Linked DNA regions of Homo sapiens: region 2 is linked to region 1. The links are chromatin loops, found by intact Hi-C in ENCODE. Cell type or tissue: dorsolateral prefrontal cortex. All regions are shown on one strand. Links, peaks and the distances in the headings refer to the core of each region. The heading gives the core; the rest is flanking DNA.

Region 1 (10,988 bases), core at 1,526-9,525:
TCTTGCACTAGGGTCAGTAAATAAAGGAGGAATCAGGAGGCCTTCCTAGAACTGGGGCTGATGGAAAGTCAAGATGGTGGATTAGCATCCAAGATGGAGTCACTTTTGTCTCCACAGAAGGTAAAAAAGAGGCAAGTTGGTGGGATATGAAAGGAGGCAGGAGAGAGAAGAGAGGACAAACCTGGAGAGATATACAGATCCATTGCTGGAGGACGGAGCGGGGAGTAGTATAGGCGCAGAAGACCTTGTGGGTTGGGGTGGGGAAAATGTTCAGAAGCCTCACTCCTGGGGCCGCTATGTTTAGGCACCACCCCAGTGGTTCATCTTGCTTCCTCTTATGCCTTCCGTCACAATCTGAAAATGGTCAAACCATCATATTGCTTTAAAGAATTATTGAAAATTCTCTTTAATGATAGCCTGTATAGGTTATTTCTCAAGAATTTATATCCTCCAAAGTGGAAGGAAATACAATCCTTTAAAACACACACACACACACACACACACACACACACACACACACACACACACAAGAAAGACAGAGAGAGAGAGAGAAATTCTATCTTGATTTCATATGGATAAAATGTACACTTTATTTTACAAATATCCTTGTAGCTTCCATTTTACATGTACATCAGTATATATATTTTTTAAGACAAAGAACTAGCATGCAGGAGTTTTTTAGAGTGATAGATCTGTATCCTGAAGGTGGTTACGTAAATTTACACATGGGTTAAAATTTTATACACCAAAAGAAAAAGTCGATTTTATTGTATTATAATTTGTAAAAATAAAATAAAACATTTTACTGTCACAAAAAGCCCATCTTCCATACAAAATCCAAAATCTGTCTCTTTATACCTAGCATAAAGGCTAAGGTGACTGTTGAATAGCGACTAGATTTGCTTGAAAGGCCCAGACTTGCTCTGTTAAAATATTAATGCATTAAACAAGGCCTGTTTGGTTTTTGTTTTTTTTAAAAAAAGCCTTATTAAGCACTTGCTGTGGAAATCCCCAAAAGTCACTTCCCTTGAGGAGCGAGTGTTTTCGAAGTGTTTGAGTGGACTAAAATGCAGGTCTGTGTTCTCCTTCTGACTTCACTGCTCCTGTTCTTCGACTGTCCATGGTCCTCCTTTGCAAAGTGGCGTTAGTTCCAGCTCTTTCTTCAGAAGGTTTGGTATGAGGATCTCTCAGCTGAGGGCCCAGGGAGACAGCTCTGTTAACTGCACTATGCAGGACAAGTGCGGACATGATGATGATCAGCTCCATTTCCCCTCAAGTCCAGAGACTGGACGGCAGGGTGGAGCTGGCATCTCTGCTCCTTTGCCAAAAAGGAGAAATTGATCTTCTCCTAGTTCCCCAGGATGCTCCCAAGCACACTCCAAATAGCCCACTGCTCACACTCCCTGATATTCCAGGAAGAAGGACAGATGCAACATGGAATGACACCCAGAGAGCTAGAGAAGCCTGCTGAAGCAGGGATGGAAATCCTCCAGGCACAGGGCTGAGGTTCACAGGGCATGCACCAGCATTGTTCGTGCACAGATGACAACCATTCTGACTGGTTGGTGGCTGTGCTTCACTGGTGATCAAGGATGTTAAACACAATCCCTGTGGACCAGAGGCCAGTGAGCTGGCATAAATAAGTGGAGCAGCTTAGTGTAAGAATTCCAAAACCCTCAATTCATTTTTCTTTTTCCAATTTTTGATAGAGACATAATTACAGGAAAATATTTCTTGACTCCAGGAAAATTGTTAGTGCAATGGAAAATGAAAACAGATGCATGGCTTCAGAGAAAGTAAAGAATGATGAGAACAGGGATCGAGGGGACAGCTGCTGCTTGGCTCTACTCTAGGATGGTCTCAGCCTTTATTGGGCCATGAACCCCTCTGGCAGTCTAGTGAAGCCCATGGATCCCTTCTCAAGATGACGCTTTTAAATAAAGAAAATAAAATACATAGGATTACAGAGGAAACTGTATCAAAACACAGGGGTCCCCTGGACCTAGGTTAAGAGCAATAGTCTCCATGCAGTAATATGGGTCTTGCACTTCTAAATATTTTAACCTTTCCAAGAGAAGTCAAGAACCCTAATTTTTAAAAGAAATGTTCTGACTTTTAACTGTTAACATGAAGTCTTTTTAAACACCAAGCCAGTCTAAGTATGTATCTGGATTGGTTTTGGATGCTGGTCTGATACTGAAACTTAATTTTAAGATTCCAGGAGACTCTTCATAAACAAAGAAGCGTGACAATCCCATATGGTGTCAACAGACGAGACTGGGGACAGTGTTATGGCCAAACCAGGGAAAGCCTAACACATGGCTGTCTGTTCATCGGAGGAGAACAAAACACAGCAGAGAAGAAATTGTATCCTATGTGCTTGGATTCATGTTCTTAACAAAGCTAGTTGATATTTGCCTTCCTTTGAGATTTTAATTTTATTATCTCACCTGTCACTATGATTTCCCATGGAGATATTTAGATAGATTTATCAAAGTTTGATATTGGAATTTAAGATTTTTAATTTGCTTTTATCACTTCTTTTCTACTAACTCTTAGAAAATGGCTTTTTCACCTTGGTAGGAAAGAGAGAGAGCTAGTATTATACTATCATCATAGACAGGCTCTACATGGGGAGACATAAAAGACAAAACAGAGGGAAGGTCCCTATTTTAGGAAAATTTTCTTAAATTATTTATCTCTATGAAAGATACCTATTCTGAACATAATTGAAATTAGATGAGATCAGATCATTATCATTTCAAGTAATTAGAAAATATATAGCTCTCTCAAAAACATCATGGAATCCATATACATTTCCTGACAAATGGATCCCCACATTCCAATAAATGGAAGCCATACCATAAAGTCAGCAGTTTTTTTTTTTTTCAAATTGAGTCAATGAAGTATTTAGTAAAGTATTAGGAAGTATTTCCTAGATGAGTGGCTTCTACATTTTTTGACCACTGTGTGTAGTAAAGAAGTATATTTTGCACATGTCTATATAATAAAAGTCTTGGCCATGTGCGGTGGCTCATGCCTGTAATCCCAGCACTTTGGGAGGCCGAGGCGGGCGAATCACGACGTCAGGAGTTCGAGACCAGCCTGGCCAACATGGTGAAACCCTGTCTCTACTAAAAATACAAAAAATTAGCTGGGCGTAGTGGCGGGCGCCTGTAATCCCAGCTACTCAGGAAGCTGAGGCAGGAGAATTGCTTGAACCCGGGAGGCGGACGTTGCAGTGAGTCAAGATCACACCACTGCACTCCAGCCCAGGGAACAGAGTGAGACTTGTCTCAAAAAAAAAAAAAAAAAAAGTTCCATAAAGCTGTACTGGAACTTACTAAGAGACATGTTTTCTAATTTATTCTATTATGTTATACTTCATTTAAAAATGTTGGTCTGAACCCACTAAATTGACACCACACAATAGTTGATTTCACTGACCTGTGCTTTGATAACCTACCATGCTACTTCTACTGCAGGCACAGCCCTCCATTCCCATCTTCTCCCCAAAATGCTCCAGAGTCAAGACAGTCTGGACCAGGTTCTTCTTTCCTCATCCAGACTTGTGCAAAGAATAGGTATAGAGGTTCTGTACGATAGTCAGCTTGCATCTTCTTAATTCCTTATTTATCCACTCATTCTTTCATTCCTACTGTCATTCATTCAAGGAAACATTTATTGAATATTCAGTATGTGGCAGCCACAGATCTTCCATTTAGGGATACAGGCATAAAAGCAGATGATTATAATGTCACAGGTTAAGAACTGAGCTGAGTATGCATAGGGAATGGTGGAGTCTCAGAGCAGTGGCACCTGGGGGCAATGATCTTGAAAGGATAAGAAGGATGATCTGGGTGAAGTCTCCACCTAGACATTCTTACAGGTATCTCAGCACCCAACAAGATGAATGCTAGAGCAGGAAGTGGGTTCAGAGACAGGAGGCCTGATTGGGAGGTGGGGGTGGGTGTGGGAAGGGCGTGTGTGAGGATGGGGTGTGTTAAAGTCTTTGGAGAATAGTGCATGAGGAGGGGAGGGTGTGATGAGGTCATGGGGTTGCTGTCAGTTGGGGGGGGGCATTTGGAAGGCTTTCAGTCCAGTGCTGCTTTACCCCCAATGTAGAGAATTGACATTGCAAAAGTTTATTGTTTTTGTATTGGCAGAGGATCTCAATTCTCAGTGACACTCCATAATAATTAATTGCTACAAACAGCAAAGGCTTAATGCTAAGCTTGGAATCTGGACTCCCATGATCACTTCTCATAAAGAGCCTCCTCTCCCTCTGAAAGCTCAAAATGAGATCACAGAATGTTAGAATTGGAAAGAAGCTAAGTGATGGTTATCTGGCTACTTCCATTTACAGCAATAACACCTGAAGCCAGCGACCTGTCCAAGTTCACAAAGCTGGTCAGCAGGAGAGCCTGGCCTGGAAGCTGGTCTCTTGCCTTTCACATCGAGTTGGGACATGGAGCTTTGGGGTGGGGTGGACACGGTGGGAGTTGGGTGGGGGTGATGGAGTAGCCAGCAGAGGTGCCTCTCCTTCTAACTGCCTTTTGCTGCTTCCTATGCAGGCCAGAGGGAGACACCATACACAAGCAGCCACTCTTCTGGTGGCCCATGGCTTCTTGTTTAGAGGGTTCGACCGAAGTTGCCAGGTCACTGTGGTGGAGCCTCCTATGTTCAAGCAGCAAACATTTGGGTTGTCAGGGGCTTTTGAGAACTCCTGCATTGGTCTCTTGAGCTCTCTTCAGCTCTGGATCCCCTCCCTCCCAGGGCCCAAGGGAGATTGCCTGCGTCAAAAGCATTTCATATGTTAGGTCTCCAGTTTCTTTCCTTAGTAGACTAAAATGTAGCATTGTTAGAACTTGAATGTGCATTAAAAATTCACCTGAGAAATTTGTTTAAAATGCAAATCCCAGGACTTAGACATTCCAATTCTTAGGTCTTGAGGAGGGACCCCAGCAACCTGCATTTTAAAGATCTTACCCAGGAATGCGGATATAGGGATCCCCTGGAGCATATTTTTTAAAATATGGGACTTAGAGCATATAAGGTTTGAGGAAGACAAAGACCTGGGCTTCCTGGGAGGTTATCTCTTCTCCTTAGTTTAAGGACCAAAAGGTTTCTTTCAACTAACCCACTGAGGCCATTTAGAATAGCTTTCTTGCCCCCAAACTGCCAGGATATCACTACAAGTTGACCTGTAGAGGAGCAGGATTGGGATGTAAACTGCATGGGAAAAGATAATCTTAAGAGTCATTTAATTTAATTAGCAGTAGGGCCCCAACGCCTGGGAAAAATCAGGTCTAAGTGGCAGTTTCCACAACAGCCACAAGGTGGCCACCTTCGGCGTCAATTTGAAGAGCTCAGAGAGTTACCATCAGGTTTAGCTTATTTTCAATGTTAAATGTCATCAGTTTTTAACGTGAGTGTTAATTTTAAAAGGATGCAAGAAGAAATGGCTTCACAGGAGAGCCTTCAAACTCACATTTTAATCAAATACTGACATGATCTAGATGGAGGAATTTAGTGAGGTTTCCACATCAGACCCCAGAAAAAAGATAAAAATCTGTTTGAGAAAAAGCCATAGTCTTTGCAAAATGAAATGTGTCACTTAAAGGGAGTGTTTTTTAAAGCATTCTGAAAAGTTGGCTTTTTGGAAAAGTAGCAGGTGCAATCTGGTCATAAAAAATAAAAAAAAATTATCATCTGGTAAATTTTTCTTTTTATTGGTGCATAATCAAGATCAGAAAATAGGGCCAGGTGCAGTGGCTCACACCTGTAATCCCAGCATTTTGGGAGGCCAAGGCGGGTGAATCACCTGAGGTCAGGAGTTCAAGACCAGCCTGGACAACATGGTGAAACCCCGTCTCTACAAAAATATAAAAATTAGCCAGGCATGATGGCGGGGTGCCTGTAATCCCAGCTACTTGGGAGGCTGAGGCAGGAGAATCGCTTGAACCCGGGAGGTGGAGGCTGCAGTGAGCTGAGATCGTGCCTTTGCACTCCAGCCTGGGTGACAGAGCAAGACTCCCTCTCAAAAAAAAAAAAAAAAAAGATCAGAAAATATAAAAAGGTCAGGGTGGAGGGAAGGGTGTGGGTGTGGAAATGCTCTGGATAAATGCAATAACCCCAGGGCCATTGTGGACCAAAAATGACAGCAGAGCTGTGGCTTGGCTGATGCAGACCTGAGCCTTTCTTCCCAGCAACTCCACGTGCTTTAGATGTTATCCTAACTGTCCTGGAGTGTGGAGGCCAGCAGGCCTGCAGGGAGGAGCAGCTACAGGGGAGGGAAGCCAAACAGGCTAAGAGCAGGGTACAGGAGGCCTTGAGGACTCACCACAGTGCAACTGCAAGCCAAGAAGCCCTGCCTCAAGCCTCCGGGAGGCCGAGCCACTGGCAAGGTCACTGCCAGCCTGTGACCTCAAGGACAGAGCAGCCAGTAGTTGGGGTTTATGGTGAGGCCACGGTCACCATTCCACAGGGATAGGTTGGAAAATATAGCAATGGCATCAGACCAGCAGAGAATGCTGGGGACAAGGCTGCTGGTCACTTAGTGGGCTTTGGGCCATATGTGTACACATCTGTGTAAAATTAGTTCAGAGAGCAACTCCTGGCCAGAGCCTCACACGGAAGACATCCTCTGACGCATCTGAATTCCAGAACAATGTGCGTAGAGAGGTCAGTAGAAGGGGGTCTGGAGGGATAAACATCACATCCTCGTGTTCCAAGGGCACATGGGAAAGTTGGCCTCACATCCTACCCTCTCATTTCAGCTTCGTCTGGAAGAAGCAGCCCCGGAAAGAAAGAGGACATAATCGAGGGAGGCAAAAGGCCACCAGGACATAAGAGGTGGTGATGAAGTACAGCAGCCTCCATAGCTGAGGCCTTCCTCTCCAGCCTTCTTCATTGTATCTCCCGTCGTGCTCTTTGTGAGGTTAGGAAATGGTGGGAAGGGAAAGCTCTTGTCGACAAGAGACCTGAGGCGGCCTGGTTTCTTAGATATTTGGAGAGTGTGGGAGAGGATTCTAAGAGGTTTCTCTTTCTGCCTCTTCTCTTATCCTCGCAGAGCAGCATCGGGGGCTGAAAATTCCCAGAGCATTACCCTTGGTGCTTAGGCTGCCTTCTTTCTAGAAATATGCCTTCAGCTCTCAAGCAGAAAGTAGGACAGTGTGGGGCCCAAGTAAAGGTCTCAAGGTCCTGATTGTTCTGAGGGACAGCTGTCCTTTGGTTGTTCTCTGATCAGGCCAGCTCACTGCAGGCAAAATTGGATGACAGCATATACAGAGAGCAGGACTCATGTTCCCAATGTAAGAACGAGCGTCTCTCTAGGACTATATCTCATGGGAACCCTCTCTGTGCTGCTTGGTAGATGGAGGAGATGCATATATGGTTGAGGAGAGGGGATACTTCATAAGTCACCGCCTTGGCAAGACTCTTTTTCCATGACATTACCTGTGGCTCCAGGAGAGTGGCTTCCCAAAGTTGGCCACACAGAAAGAGTTCAAACCTGCTGACTGCCATGAGATGACCAGGTCATGTTTAATATAAAATATAACAGGCAAGCAGTCTGTATTAGTCCATTTTCATGCCGCTGATAAAGACATACCCAAAACTGGGAAGAAAAAGAGGTTTAATTGGACTTACATTTCCACATGGCCGGAGAGACCTCAGAATCATGGTGGGAGGGGAAAGGCACTTCTTACATAGTGACAGCAAGAAGAAGTGAGGAAGATGCAAAAGCGGAAACCCCTGATAAAACTATCAGATCTCTTGAGACTTATTCGCTACTACGAGAACAGTATGGGGGAAACTGCCCCCATGATTCAAATTATCTCGCACCGGGTCCCTCTCACAACACTTGTGAATCATGGGAGTACAATTCAAGATGAGATTTGGGTGGGGACACAGCCAAACCTTTATCATTCCACCCCGGCTCCTCCAAATCTCATGTCCTCACATTTCAAAACCAATCATTGCCTTCCCAACAGTCCCCTAAAGTCTTAACTCATTTCAGCATTAACTGAAAAGTCCACAGTCCAAAGTCTCATCTGAGACAAGGCAAGTCCCTTCCACTTATGAGCCTGTAAAATCAAAAGCAAGCTGGTTACTTCCTAGATACAATGGGGGTACAGGTATTGGGTAAATACAGCCATTCCAAATGGAAGCAATTGGACAAAACAAAGGGGTTACAGGACCCATGCAAGTCCGAAATCCAGCGGGGCAGTCAAATTTTAAAGCGCCAAAATGATCTCTTTTGACTCCAGGTCTCACATCCAGGTCACACTGATGCAAGAGGTAAGTTTCTATGATCCTGGGCAGCTCCACCCCTATGGCTTTGTAGGGTACAGCCTCCCTCCTGACTGCTTTCATGGGCTGGCATTGAGTGTCTGTGGCTTTTCCAGGCAAATGGTGCAAGCTGTTGGTGGATCTACCATTCTGGAGTCTGGAGGATGGTGGCCCTCTTTTCATAGCTCCACTAGACGGTACCCCAGTAGGGGCTCTGTGTGGGGGATCTGACCCCACATTTCCCTTCTGCACTGACCTAGCAGTAATTCTCCATGAGTGCCCCACCCCTGCAGCAAACTTCTGCCTGGGTATCCAGGCATTTCTATACATCTGAAATCTAGGCGGAGGTTTCCAAACCCCAATTCTTGACTTCTGTGCACTTGCAGGCTCAACACCATGTGGAAGCTCCCAAGGTTTGGGGCTTGTATCCTCTAAAGTCATGGCCTGAGCTCTACATTGGCTTCTTTCAGCCACGGCTGGAGTGACTGGGATGCAGGGCACCAAGTCCCTGGGCTGCACACAGCACTGGGATCCTGGGCCAGGCCCACGAAACCATTTTCTCCTAGGCCTCTGGGCCTGTGTTGGGAGGGGCTGTTGTGAAGATCTCTGACATGCCCTGGAGACATTTTCTCCATTTTCTTGGAGATTAACATTTGGCTCCTCTTACTTATGCAAATTTCTGCAGCTTGCTTGAATATCTTCTTAGAAAATGGGTTTTTCTTTTTCTATCACATTGTCAGGCTGCAGATTTTCCAAACTTTTATGCTCTGCTTCCCTTATAAAACTGAATGCCTTTAACACTCAAGTCATCTCTTGAATGCTTTGCTGCTTAGAAGTTTCTTCCACCAGATACCCTAAATCATCTCTCTCAAGTTCAAAGTTCCACAAATCTCTAGGGCAGGGTCAAAATGCTGCCAATCTCTTTGCTAAAACATAACAAGAGTCACCTTTGCTCCAGTTCCCAACAAGCTCCTCATCACCATCTGAGACCACCTCAGCCTGGACCTTATTGTCCATATCACTAATAGGCTTTTGGTCAAAGCCATTCAACAAGTCTCTAGGAAGTTCCAAACTTTCCCATATTTTCCTGTCTTCTTCTGAGCCCCCCAATCTGTTCCAACCTCTGCATGTTACCCAGTTCCAAAGTTGCTTCCACATTTTCAGGTATCTTTTCAGCAACACCCCATTTCTGGTACCAACTTACTGAATTAGTCTGTTTTCATGCTGCTGATAAAGACATACCCAAAACTGGGAAGAAAAAGAGGTTTAATTGGACTTACAGTTCCACATGGCTGGAGAGGCCTCGGAATCATGACAGGAGGCAAAAGGCACTTCTTACATGGCGGCAGCAAGAGAAAATGAGGAAGATGCAAAAGCAGAGACCCCCTGATAAAAGCATCAGATTTCATGAGACTTATTCACTACCATAAGAACAGTATAGGGGAAACCACTCCTATGATTCAAATTATCTCCCACCAGGCCCCTCCCACAACACATGAGAAAGTGAGGAAGGCTGGCAGGCTTGCCCAAGGCTTGGATTTCTGATCAGAGCTTCGTCAGCCCAGAGCTCTTTGCAGCCAGTCTATCTGTTCACTCGCCCCTCATTCCACATAATGCACTCACTTTCAAGACAGTCCTTTGGAAATAAATTTTGCCTTAAACAAGACATCATTGTAAGTCTGAATGGTTCAATGGTAAAGTAAGTTAATAAGGACAATTTATCTCCAAATATTTAGAGATATTAAACAAAATATCTAGTTTAAACTAATAATAAACTAAATGTACTGTTCTAAGATCAAAGCAGCACTTCGTAACTGAGTTCCTCATAATTAGATTTCTAAAAAATAAAGATGCTTTAAAAAAATGTTTTCTTTGAAGCAGATGCTGTGTTGACTGATAGTCAAATTTTCAGTATCTTACACATTGTAATATCACTTTAGATAATTAGTTACATTGCTTTAATTTCCAAGCACCATGCCTTCAAGTTCCATCTGGCTGCCATGCAGATATTAGCTTTATAGGAAGCTTACTGAATGGCCAATATGGTGAATGCCTTGACAAGGCTACAGATTTATAATATATAGCATATTCCTTGCCATCAGTAGAGTGGCAACTGAATATATTGTCCAAACTGGGACACTTTTGAGCATAAAAGAATGCACTATTAATAATTACTCCAGAAAACAGGTATAAACTGGGCACTCCTTACCTATAAGGCAAAGTTTTTCCTTCAAAGTTATTTCACAAAGGGAGGGAGACATAGACATAAAAATAGACACAGATATAAATAGAGGTATTATTCAAGACTTCTTGAAGTTTCTCATATTCTAGGTCATCTCGTTTCTTTTTTTTTTTTTTTTTAAAACACTATTTAGGAAAGATACATTCCCTGAAATGATTCAATCACTGCTAGTTCTACAGTTTTATAGAGAACATCTTACAAAAATGCGTTTTAGAAAGCAGGCATGGCAATTTGACACAGATTTCGTAATTATTCCTTAGGGTAGTCCTTCAAACTTTCAAATTTGGGTTTTGAAAACACAAAATAGCAAAAAGGGAAGTAGTTGTATTGTCAACTTATAGAATGAATGGGAACCCCTACTGTTAGGAAAGTTTATGGTTTGAAAGAAATTTTACAGACATCATCTCACACGATTTCAAAAAGTGCTGTATGTCAAACAATGTGCTCTGGACAA
Region 2 (10,988 bases), core at 1,590-9,589, 150 kb after region 1:
AGAAGCAATAAATATGAGCCTAAGACCCAGGTTTTTCCTCTTCTGTCTCAATGTCTTCTCCCTGGTCTGCTCTCATGTGCTCCAGTGATTCATGTGCAACCTGTATGCCATTGACTCCCAAATTACATCTAGGACTCACCTCTCTTTTCAGTTCCATGTTGTGAGGCTTAAATTTTTTTTTATTATTCAATTTTTGCATAGCTAGAGAGTGAAATGGAGATCTCCCCTCTACCGGAACTTCCATCTTCCCAATTCCCTTCCCCACAGGCAGCCCATCAGTTTCTTGTAAATATGTACTAGATATTTTTACCCTAAACATGGTATAAGTAAAACAAATTCTCTCTTTCCCTAAATCTGTTTTTCTTTCTGTATTCTTAAATGGTTAATGGCAGCACCACCAGATGATTATAATTTACTGAATTACTACTGGGTACCAAGAAATATTTTAGGCAGTGGACATTTATTATCTCTAATGCTCACAAGGACTTTGTAAATAATTATTTTACAGATGAGGAAAACAAGGCATAAAGACGTAAATAGCTTATACAAATGCACCCAGCCAATAAACAGCGGATGTGGATTTGAATCCAAAACACCAGCTCTTAATATTACTTGTTGTCTAGCTTCGAATCATCCTTACTTTCTTTGTCCTCTCCCTTTCTCAGCCAGAGCCATTCATGACCCCACCACCACCACTACTTCTATGAAGGCTCTGCCATTTTAAAAGGAACTCACCCCAACCCATGCCCACCCCCACCAATTTTCCATTCAGGACACATAGCTAAAACATAAGTCTGATTACAGTTGTGTGTCACATAATGACAGGGATACATTCTGAGAAACGTGTCCTTAGGCAATTTTGTTGTGTGAATGTCATAGCATGTACTTACATAAACTGAGATGGTACAGCCTTCTACACACCTAGGTTATATGATATAGGCCATTGCTCCTAGGCTACAGCCTGTACAGCATTAGTGTGCTCATTACTGTAGGAAGTAATGAGCTGTTACTGTGCTCATTACTGTAGGAAGTTGTAACACAATGCTAAGTACTTGTGAAACTAAACATACAAGAGGAAATGCATTGTGCTATGATGTTAAGACACTACTAGGCAATAGAAAATTTTCAGATCAATTATAATCTTAAGGGACCACCAACATATATGTGGTCTGTCTTTGACCAAAACACTGTTATGGGGCACATGACTGTATATAATTTAAAGCTTCAAAGTCTGGCATCTGCATACAGATGCCTTAGTAGCAAGGCCTACTTGCTACTACTGGTCAAATGCCTTAGTAGCAAGACCTACTATGCTTTTCAGCGCCTGAACCTAACACATGTTTCCAGTCTCCTCTCCCAGCACTTGTCATGCACCCCTTGTCATGTATCTTACACTGAAGACATACTAGGAAAAAGCCTTGCCCCACCCTCTTCCGCTTGGTCAAACCCAGAGGTGAAATAGGTCAACCGAGTATAAGGGTTAGCCCAGCGGCCTGAGACTTTTTAGCTTCTGATTTCAATCCTTTCAAGCCTCAGCTATTCTCCCCACTTCAGCAGCTAGGATCTAGAGACACCTCTTAAACCTTGTAATTAATCCTTCTCCCTATGTATCCTCCCCCACAACCTATTTTTGTTGTTATTATCGTAAATCATCTGGAGTGGATTTTGCTACTGCTTCCAAAAATCTTTGACTAAGATAGGGCTCAGAAGTTTCCTCTCTGACACCTTCTCTGACTTCTCCAGTCGGGGTTAGCCATTCATTCCCTTCTTCTTCCTAGGGCAACCCTTAGACATTCATTACAGAGTTGATCCCACCCTGGTGGCATTGTTGCTACACATGCTACTTTCCTTCCCCAGTAGGCTCTTTTGCTCACTTCCTCCAGACAAGATCAGCCTATCTTGCTCTGATGTAGCCCAGGCACCATACGCAGAGCCAGAATATAATATATGTTCCATAAATATTGGTTCAATTAATAAATGAATTATGCCTCTTTAGAGTCCCTAGCAAAGTATGCCGCACAAAGTAGAGACATAAGCGGATGAATGGATGGTTTCCTGGTTTTTAAATAATTAAATAATTATTTAGCTTCTCTCCTTAGATTTGTAAAACTGACAACTACTTTCTCTCTTAATTTCAGTGACTGATATATCATCCATCCACCCATCCATCCATCCATCCATTCATCTGTTTTCCCTCCTACCTTCCATCCCTCAATCCATCCATCTAAAAGATCTTTTAAAATCCTTTCTCAGTTACAGGCACAGATTCTCAGGCACAGATTAAAATGAACCCTAGGTTCCTAGAAATGGTTAAATAAGCCCTTAACACCTTTTTCCGTAAAAAATGTTTTATCATTAGCTCTGATGTATTATCTTCTGTTCATTTTCATTTCTAAAAACTTTCCTCTGCTTTGTCATCAGTATCAGTTGTTTATTAATATAATTTATATTATGAATTTAAATATAATTCTTAATGTAACAGATAAACATTTAAACAACAAAATACAATATTAATACAGAGCTCTCAAATAAAATTTTATAAAGCATTTTTAAAAAAATTTAAAAAATAAGCTTCAATGACAGATTTATAACATTTTTAGGTAACCTCTTGTTCTATGGTAGCCTATTAACTAGTTTGTAATATTAAGAATTATGTAGTAATTATGTACTATCATTTAGAAGTAAAAATTATGCTAATATGTAAGATATTCAAATGTAAATATTGAAAACTGTTGTAACCCCAAACACACACTTCTACAGTCCTTACCATCATCATGGCTTTTTCATCAGTCATGCTAATTTCCATAATTACCTGCTGTTCATTGTATGTATTCAATGTGAAGAGTGGCTTTTGAAGAATAAATTCTTCTTCAATTTCAATGCCCATTCTAGCTTTTGATGCCATTGTATCTGACATCATTCTAACAGGATCAAATTGAGCAACAACAGCAACCTAAAAATGAGAAAGCATGGCTACTTGGAACAAGGTACAAACTAAATATTTCTGGGCAACATTATTGATGTCTAATGCCCATTAAAGTTAAGAAATTTTATTAAAGGTAAAGCCTGAGAGGAAAGGGCAGAAGAAATATTAATTGGTCAGTCCTAGAGATCCACAAAGGAGTTAAAACAAAACAAGACAATACATATAAGACAAAATATTAAAATGCCTTGGCATATAGTTATTTGCTAATGATTGAATAATTATAATTAATTTCAGAAAACAATTTATCTTTCTGATATGAAGTCACAGGAAATCTCATATAGAAAACCTTACATATTCAACCAACTTGAAAGTCACAGAAAGTAAAAAAAAATTCACTTTTTGACCATTAGCAATTTATGGTTATGGTAACAACCCCATGAAGTTTCCTAGGAAGTTTAACCTGATTGAACTGGATCTAGAGCATATAATTCTTGGGTCAAGTGTGTTGGCATTAGTGAACAAGGTGGGTGAATTTCCTTTGTACCAGGCAACTAGATTTCCAGGGACTGCTATAAACCATTGTCCTCCTTCTACTGAAAAATTGCAAAGTCATTTTAACCCAAATGCCCTTGTCTTTTATAATTCAAACCTGCATCTTAATGAAAAGAAGTCACTAATTTTGTAAATGATATGCACCATTAGTAACACCTGCCTATTAATTCTGAAAGTCAAGAATTAGCATGAAGAAAATGGCATTCTTAATGCCATTTAAAGACTGTAATAAAATAACTGAGGGTTGAACATGCTTTAATTATTTTAGGTTTGCTAGCTAAAATAGCTTACATCACAGTTCTAAATACTGATTATAGATAAGAGATAACAGCTATTTCCTCTTTCAAAGCATTCACAGATGGAAAGAATTCTAATCATATAGACTGTAGTTATCAAAGTTATGTTTTGAACAAGAATGTGTTCAGTAATAGTGACATTAAGTCTTGTACCCAGAAGGCCATGATATATAAGTTGAATAACTAAAATTTTGTAGGATCCAGGATTACCAGGACTTACATTCCTATGCTTTAAATTTATCTTTATAATCTTTTTTTATCAAAGAAGATGATGATATAATAGTCGTATGCATTTATGCCACATCTATACCATCTCATTTAGCTAGACTTCCTTGGTTTGAATCAGTATAACATTTACTAGCTGTGTGACTTTGAAGAAAGCACCTAACCTCGGTGTCTCCTCTGTTTCCTCTCCTATAAAATGGGGATATTAATATTGCCCACGTCATAAAGTTGTTGTAGAAATTGAAGTAATACCTAACAGCATTTAGAAGAGGGCTTTACACTTAGTAAATAATAAATTTGAACTCACATTATTGCAAACCTATCAGACAGATCCTATTATTCCCATTTTTCAGATGAAGAAATAAAGCTTACGGAGGTTAAGTAAATGACCTGTTTCCAGTGCCGGTGAGTACACAACCAGCTTGTACCAGGTTGGAAGGACACCAGAGGCCAAGTTCTTATCCATGATTCTGTGTTCCCTCCAGCAACACAGGAGGGAAACCAAGTAGTCCTTTCCTATTAGCTGGGAAACGGTGTCAATGAAGATTTTAGAGATTTTGAGTTGAAACAACCCCTTCAAGTTCAAAACTCTGAAAAACTACCAAGTAAAACTATCACATTTCCTAAGTTCTTAAATTCTCACCCTTGCCATCTACCATCCATTTTCATCTACTTTTGCTTACTTTCACTAGGCAAAGTGATAGGAGGCTTTTATTTCTCCACAAAATAGGTATTTTCTAAAAAACTGTTTTTAACACATTTGTTGACTGTGGGATGTTTCCAAAGGGAGGCTCCTATGCCAAAGAAGATTATCTTGCTCGAACTCCACCAGGTTTTTTGAGGACAGTAAAATTCGTAGACTAGATGTAGAGCCTCACTGTTGTAAATGGATACTATCCAGCTAATAAACTCTAGGTGATATAGATATAGTTAAATCTTGGGAGAGCTTTTTAAAAGGTGATGATAAAGTTCTTTCAATACACTGAGAAACTGGAAATGGTTCAATATAATCTAATTGCTCCCAGGAATGAACAGCAGTATCCCCATTTGGAAAAGTTAAATTTTATATAGCAGATGTCATGAACTAAGCCCCAGTAAGAATGCTATTAAGAGCACTTAGAAACATTTTTTTTAAAAAAACCACCCATGAAAATTTCCAAATGAAAAACACCTGTTTCCTAAGGGCTTCTAGCCGCCGTGCTCTCTCTTTGTCTTCATGAGCTTCTTGAAGGGCCACTTCCTTTTTCTCCATCAAACGCCTTTCCAATAATTCTTGTCTATATTTAACCCTTTAAAAATAACACAGAAGGAAGTTGTGGAAGCATCATAATAATATTGGAGATTGTACAGAAAACAGCATAGGGGCAGAACACATCTCAGAGGTAACAGCACTGTCACATTTTTTTTTTTACTGATTTCTCAAGTCCAAATCAATAAAAGACACTCATATAAAATGCAATTTTTTTTTTTTTTTTTTTTTTTGAGACACAGTCTTGGCTTGAGTGCAGAGGCACGATCTTGGCTCACTGCAACCTCTGCCTCCTGGGTCCAAGCAATTCTCCTGTCTCAGCCTCCCGAGTAGCTGGGATTACAGGTACCCGCCACCATGCCCAGCTAATTTTTGTATTTTTAGTAGAGACGGAGTTTCACCATGTTGGCCAGGATGGTCTCAATCTCCTGACCTCGTGATCCGCCTGCCTTGGCCACCCAAAGTGCTGAGATTACAGGAATTCATAGTAATTCTAATAACAACCAGAGAAATACAGGAAAGCGTGGGAGTAAAATTCAGTTCATCTCATTCCTCATTGAAATCACTTTATTAACTCTCAGAGTACCCACTGGCTGCCATGGCTCTGGCTAACCTGCCCTGAGAGGTGACTGGCTCACTTTCAAGTGAGCTATTATAGTGGTCTCCCAATGAGAAGCTTTAGCACACCTTGGGTTGTTAGAAAGTTTACATTACTGATTAAATATACAAATTTTTAGAAGGAAAAGTAAAATAAGCTACTATAATAATATGTCTAAATTATTTTACTTACTAGAACTTAAACTTTACATATATTGTCATCTACATTCTCACTTTCTGAGTAGGTGCGTATGTGTGTTAAGCAACTTTTAAAATTGCACTTTGACATCTGTAGATGGCAGCAAAAACATGACTTTCCCTTAGCATTCTATTTCCAACCCCCTTAAAATCATCGGCTATTAAAATATGGCCCACTTAAATACCAGCTTAAAGCCCTGAGCTCCTTGGCCCTCCTCTGCTGCCTTTTTTGGGCAGCCTCCCTTGCCATCTCCTTGCCCAAGCTATACTTCTACTGAATTATAGAGATGGAATTCATCCTTTCAAAAGAGTAGGCACCTGGGTTCTCAGGGGAGTATTAGCTCTCCACCTCTGCCTTTCATCATTGAAAGATTTAGCTTTCTCTGTGGCATCAGTCACAAATGTCCTTTACCCTTAGTGTGCACACCTGCATTTTCCAAGGTGGAGACACCTTCACTAGACCTTTTACATTCTGGATTCTGGTATTTACTGCGTGTTCACCCTGCATCAGGTCTTGTGCTAAGTGCTTTATATGTTTTAGGTCATTTAGACCTCACAACAATCACATGCTGGGTTGCCATTTTTTAATTCCATTTTATGGATATAAAGAAATAGAAGCATAGACATGTGATCTTAAGAGACGTACAAATAAGAGCCACTGAGAATTTGGAGAAAGGTGAGATGACCAATCACTGCACTGTGGGAGGGGCTGGCTAAACTTAGCAAGAGCTTCACGGAGGAGGCAGTATCTGAGCAGGGTCTTGAGGATTAGGATTCCAGGCAGAGACAGCAAGTGCAGGGCTGGCATCTGAGAGTGGCCCTCACTTGCCTTGACCTAGTCATGGAGGCCACGAGAGGGGAAGAGCTCAGGGTGGCAAGAACAGAACAAGTGAATGATGAGTGACAGAGAAGCCCAGGCAAGTACTGGTGGCTGAGGCTGCAGCCACAGGGTTCCCTTAGGAAGACATGCTCCTGGGGAGGAATACCCCAGAAACAGGTTGCTCATGAGTCTGTCATGAAAGGAGAGACACAGGAGAGGAAAGGAGGGAAGCACACAGTGGATCCTTGTGGAATACAAAACCCAGAATGAGATTTAGAAGGAAAATCCTAACCTCCTTTGATGGCCATGAGTGTTCTTGCCAAAATCAGGAGTCAATATAGTCAAGACACATAGATTAAAGAGCCCACAAACCAGAATGCTCCCTTTCTCTCACGCCTCCATGTCATGGAAAGCTCTATTTCTCATTCTCTCCACTTTCACTAAGGCATGACATGACACAACCTCCCTAATGAGGTTCTACTCAATTTAAGCACTGAGTACAAGCTAAGTGAACTACTGTGAAGGTTCAATTAAAAAATACCCTGGGATTTGACAATTACCATATGCTAATTCTCAGAACCTTTGGAAAGTTTCTCTTCCTTTGGGATATATAGGTTGCTTTGTCTGCAACAAAGTTTTTGTCTGTTTTGTGGAAAAGTAATAGTTGTTACAGTCAGGGGAGCTTGACTAGTGAGGAAGAAATTGCAAATGAGAGAAAGGCATTTGTACTTGTGTGGTAGAGAAGGCTGACTCATCATTTACTTTGAGGCTTATTCATTTATTTAACAGGTATTTGTTGAGCACCTGCCATGCATCAAGGGCTGTGTTAGGCACTGGTGATACAACGTCAACATGGGAGACATGCTCCTGTCCTCGAAGAACTGACAATCCAATGTAGATACAAAGACCCAGGCAATTATGATACAGGGCAGCTTGTGCTCTGATGGGACAATGGGGCAGAGACCATGGGAAAGACAGCTTTCCCAGACTTGGGGCTTTTAGGGCAGTATCTATAATAGGAGGAAGTACTCTGAATTTAAGATCCAAAGAAGGAGCAGGAATGCACCAGGAGGGGAGAGAATAGAAAGAATGATTCAGACAAAAAAGTAGCATTTGAAGGCCCAGAGGTGAGAGTGAGCAGGTATGTCTTAAAAGACATTCAGAATAACCAAAAATGAGCAAAATAAGGTGCAGAGGGCCAAGAACTGAAGCTAGAGAAGCAAGAGGGGCTGGACTGTGGGGGTTTTGAAAGCATGAGAGGTTTTGATCAGGGAGAAGTATCTGCTGTGATATGCAGGATGGGTTGTTGGGAGGCAAGACTAGAGATGAGCAATCCAGATGGGAATGGAAGGCCTCCTGATCTAGGATGGGGGAAGAGTACTCATAGGAGGTTGGGAAAAGATAGGGATTTAAAGGACATGTAGAAAATAAAAATCAACAGAAAGTTTTCATTTATTTTATGGGAGAGGGAAAGAGATAGAGGAAATTTTCTCTTACACAGTGAACAGGGGTGTTCCTCCCTAAGACTGGGAACTCACATGAGAAACAGGGAGGTGAAAGAATTAAGTTCAGTTTGAACACAGACCTGTCTTCACAAGATCTGGGCTGGAGAAATACATGGGGAGTCTTTACCAGTAGAACGGAATTGAAGCCACAAGGCAGATGCCACCATCTAGAAAAAGAGTGTAGAGTAAGAAGAGAGGTAGGCCTGGGATTGATTCCTAAGGAAACAACACTTAGGAAAGGGAAAGAAGGAGAGGAAACCATTTAGGGAAGTGAGGAGGATAAGTGGTCCTAAGATGTTAGGGAAAATGGGGTCAACAACATCAAATGCTACAGAAAGATCAATTCTAGTGCAAAATAATGATTGGGTTAAACAACAGGGAGTCATTGGTGACCTTGGTGAGAACATCCCACAGAGGTGGATGAGGTGAGGTAAGGCAGTAAGAGAGGGCATGGAGACAAACAAGTCCTGCAGCAAAACTGATGCAAATGGAGAGGCGAGAGACAAGGCGGAGCTGGAGGGTGCACAGAGCCGACCACAGTTGCATTGGCTCCAAAGTGATGATCAAGGTTACTCTGACTGCCTGAAGGATTGGCCATGAAAAAATTTCAGGACTTAGGAGACACACTCAAATTCTTCATTTTTACAGATGCTATGGTTTAAACTCAATAATACTTCACTTAAAAAAGGAGAAACTCTTGGTGCTTCTTCTACTCTGGATAGAAAATTTTCTTTGCCTAAAGAGAAGTGATGCAGAAAAACTCCTGGGAGGAAGCCAAATACTCACATATTCATGGGGAAAGAAAATAGCAACACAGTAAAGTCAATCATTTGGAAATTTTTCCACATAAATACTTTTAGCCACTTGAGGTAGCAGATTTTCTCCAAATTAAACTGTTGCTATGAAAGTCAATGTCAGGAAGTGGCTAAACTCAATAGTTTTTAAGTTGTGCACTGAATTCCCAAACAGAAACCGTCTTGGGTTCATTTCTCAGTCTATTATATGCTCCCTGAGTCTACAAAGGTTGAAAGTGCTGCAAAAGAGGCATTTTCGACTTCTCTTGGGGGAGGAGAAGCATCATATTGTTCAAAAGCAACAGCTGCTGCAGAATCCGGCACAGCACTAACAATAATCTGGAAAGGATTTTATTTAAGCCTCCAGGCCTGAGTGTAGTTGAAGGGACAGTATGCTTTCATGTAGAAATGGAGAATTTATGTATCATTTATGAGACATTTTAATGTGTGCACAGCACTCTAAGAAATGAGTATACAAATGCAAATGTTTGGAAACACCTTGATCCGTAGTAACAGCTTCCCTGGGCTTCACTGAAACTTCAGTGAGAACCGGGCAAAATGATAAGTACCAAATCTTGATCTCCCTTTTATCTGGAGTCACAGCTAACTTTCCTCTCAAAAGAAGCTACAGCCACCAAGGGGGAAAAAGACTTCTGACAAATGGTCAATAGTGGCAAGTTCTACAATTTAAAACAAACAAAGAAACAAACAAAAAACTTAAGCAATAAAATGGAGCATAAAGACGTATCTTCATTAGGGTCTCTAACTAGTATGGAACTCCCCCTACCACCTAACATTTCAGGCAAGTAATTTGCCCTACTGAATTAAAGGCAGTTTATAATCAAACTTGCTACTTAGTGTTTAAGTCATGTGGCTTAGTCAATATGCAACAAGAAATCTTTAAACAGGCATGTGCTGGAGGTGCTACTATCAGGTGTTTCAGTGGCAGCATCACGGGGAACCTGTTTCTGCCTGTTGGGAAATTCATTTTTGGCTCAGATTTTACTCAGGAGGTTGTTCTTCCTACTAAGCAGAGGGGACCCCTTCATTAACTACAGGTCACCCCAACAGGGAAGAATGTGCAGATCAAAGCAGGCAGGCCAGGTGCCAACACGTTTCAAGTGGAGGGGAGAAGTCTGCCCAAAGAAAAGAATGGAAATTGCACAGGAAGACATTCACATTGAAAGGCATCACTCCTCTAACCACACGGGCTGGGAGTCTCCACTCAGTGGGGATTCTGGCTAAGGGCATAAGCAAAGACCAATTTCTGCAAACAGGAATGTGAATCCTGACACAAGACACTGACATCCTGGTACAGATTGGCATGAGGCAAGAACAAAGAAAACTCACAGGGTCTCTGCAGAATCAGAAAAGATGAACCCTTGCCAGCCCCAAACAGAGACCATTGTTCAGCTCAGAGAGCTTCCTGGTTCCTTTGTGAAGCTATTGGAACCCCATCTTTTAATTGATTAATTAGTTAAATTAGTCAACATAGAGTTACTTAAGCACCTACTATGTGTCAAGCACTGTTCTAGGTGCTCAGGTTATAATAGTGGGGGGAAATAAAACAGAGGAAAGAAGTCCCTACTCTGTTGAGTTTACATAATTTGTGGTCTGTTATGTATAAGCATGCCTAAATGAACACTGTAGTAAAATCACAAAATTGTTCTTAATAGTTTTTGAATTTATTCATAAACTTCCAAATTACAGAGCCCCTTTTCAGATTGCTACAGAATCATGGTTCTCAATCACTGAAACTTGTAAAATGACTTGCAATGCCAAGGCCTCGCTCCAGAATAATTACATCAGAATCTAGTAGTCAGGCC

What was found. A loop is a pair of places that touch in the nucleus more often than their neighbours do. Peaks named below come from ENCODE experiments on the same cell type or tissue, not always from the same donor. Only the 100,000 strongest peaks of a DNase experiment are listed, where the experiment ranks them.
Region 2: a loop joins it to region 1, with 2.9 times the contacts of the local background. A loop is called at or near these places in 20 of 110 quality-filtered maps.

What each region holds. Positions count from the first base shown.
Region 1 is chr2:158,019,160-158,030,147 of GRCh38, forward strand. It overlaps a transcript of UPP2 not described here. Among named protein-coding and RNA genes, the nearest start is that of UPP2, 77 kb to the right of the region's middle. In dorsolateral prefrontal cortex, for the core only: CTCF peaks have their summits at 5,348 (motif pointing right) and 5,549; a DNase peak (open chromatin) is centred at 5,322.
Region 2 is chr2:158,173,709-158,184,696 of GRCh38, forward strand. It overlaps CCDC148 (coiled-coil domain containing 148), which reads right to left. Exons shown (of 14, transcript NM_138803.4): 12 at 5,171-5,288; 13 at 2,813-2,953. CCDC148-AS1 (CCDC148 antisense RNA 1) reads left to right here. Exons shown (of 5, transcript NR_038850.1): 2 at 2,893-2,987; 3 at 4,353-4,404. Among named protein-coding and RNA genes, the nearest start is that of CCDC148-AS1, 13 kb to the left of the region's middle. In dorsolateral prefrontal cortex, for the core only: a CTCF peak has its summit at 6,159; no DNase peak of the experiment used is centred there; H3K27ac peaks cover 572 bases.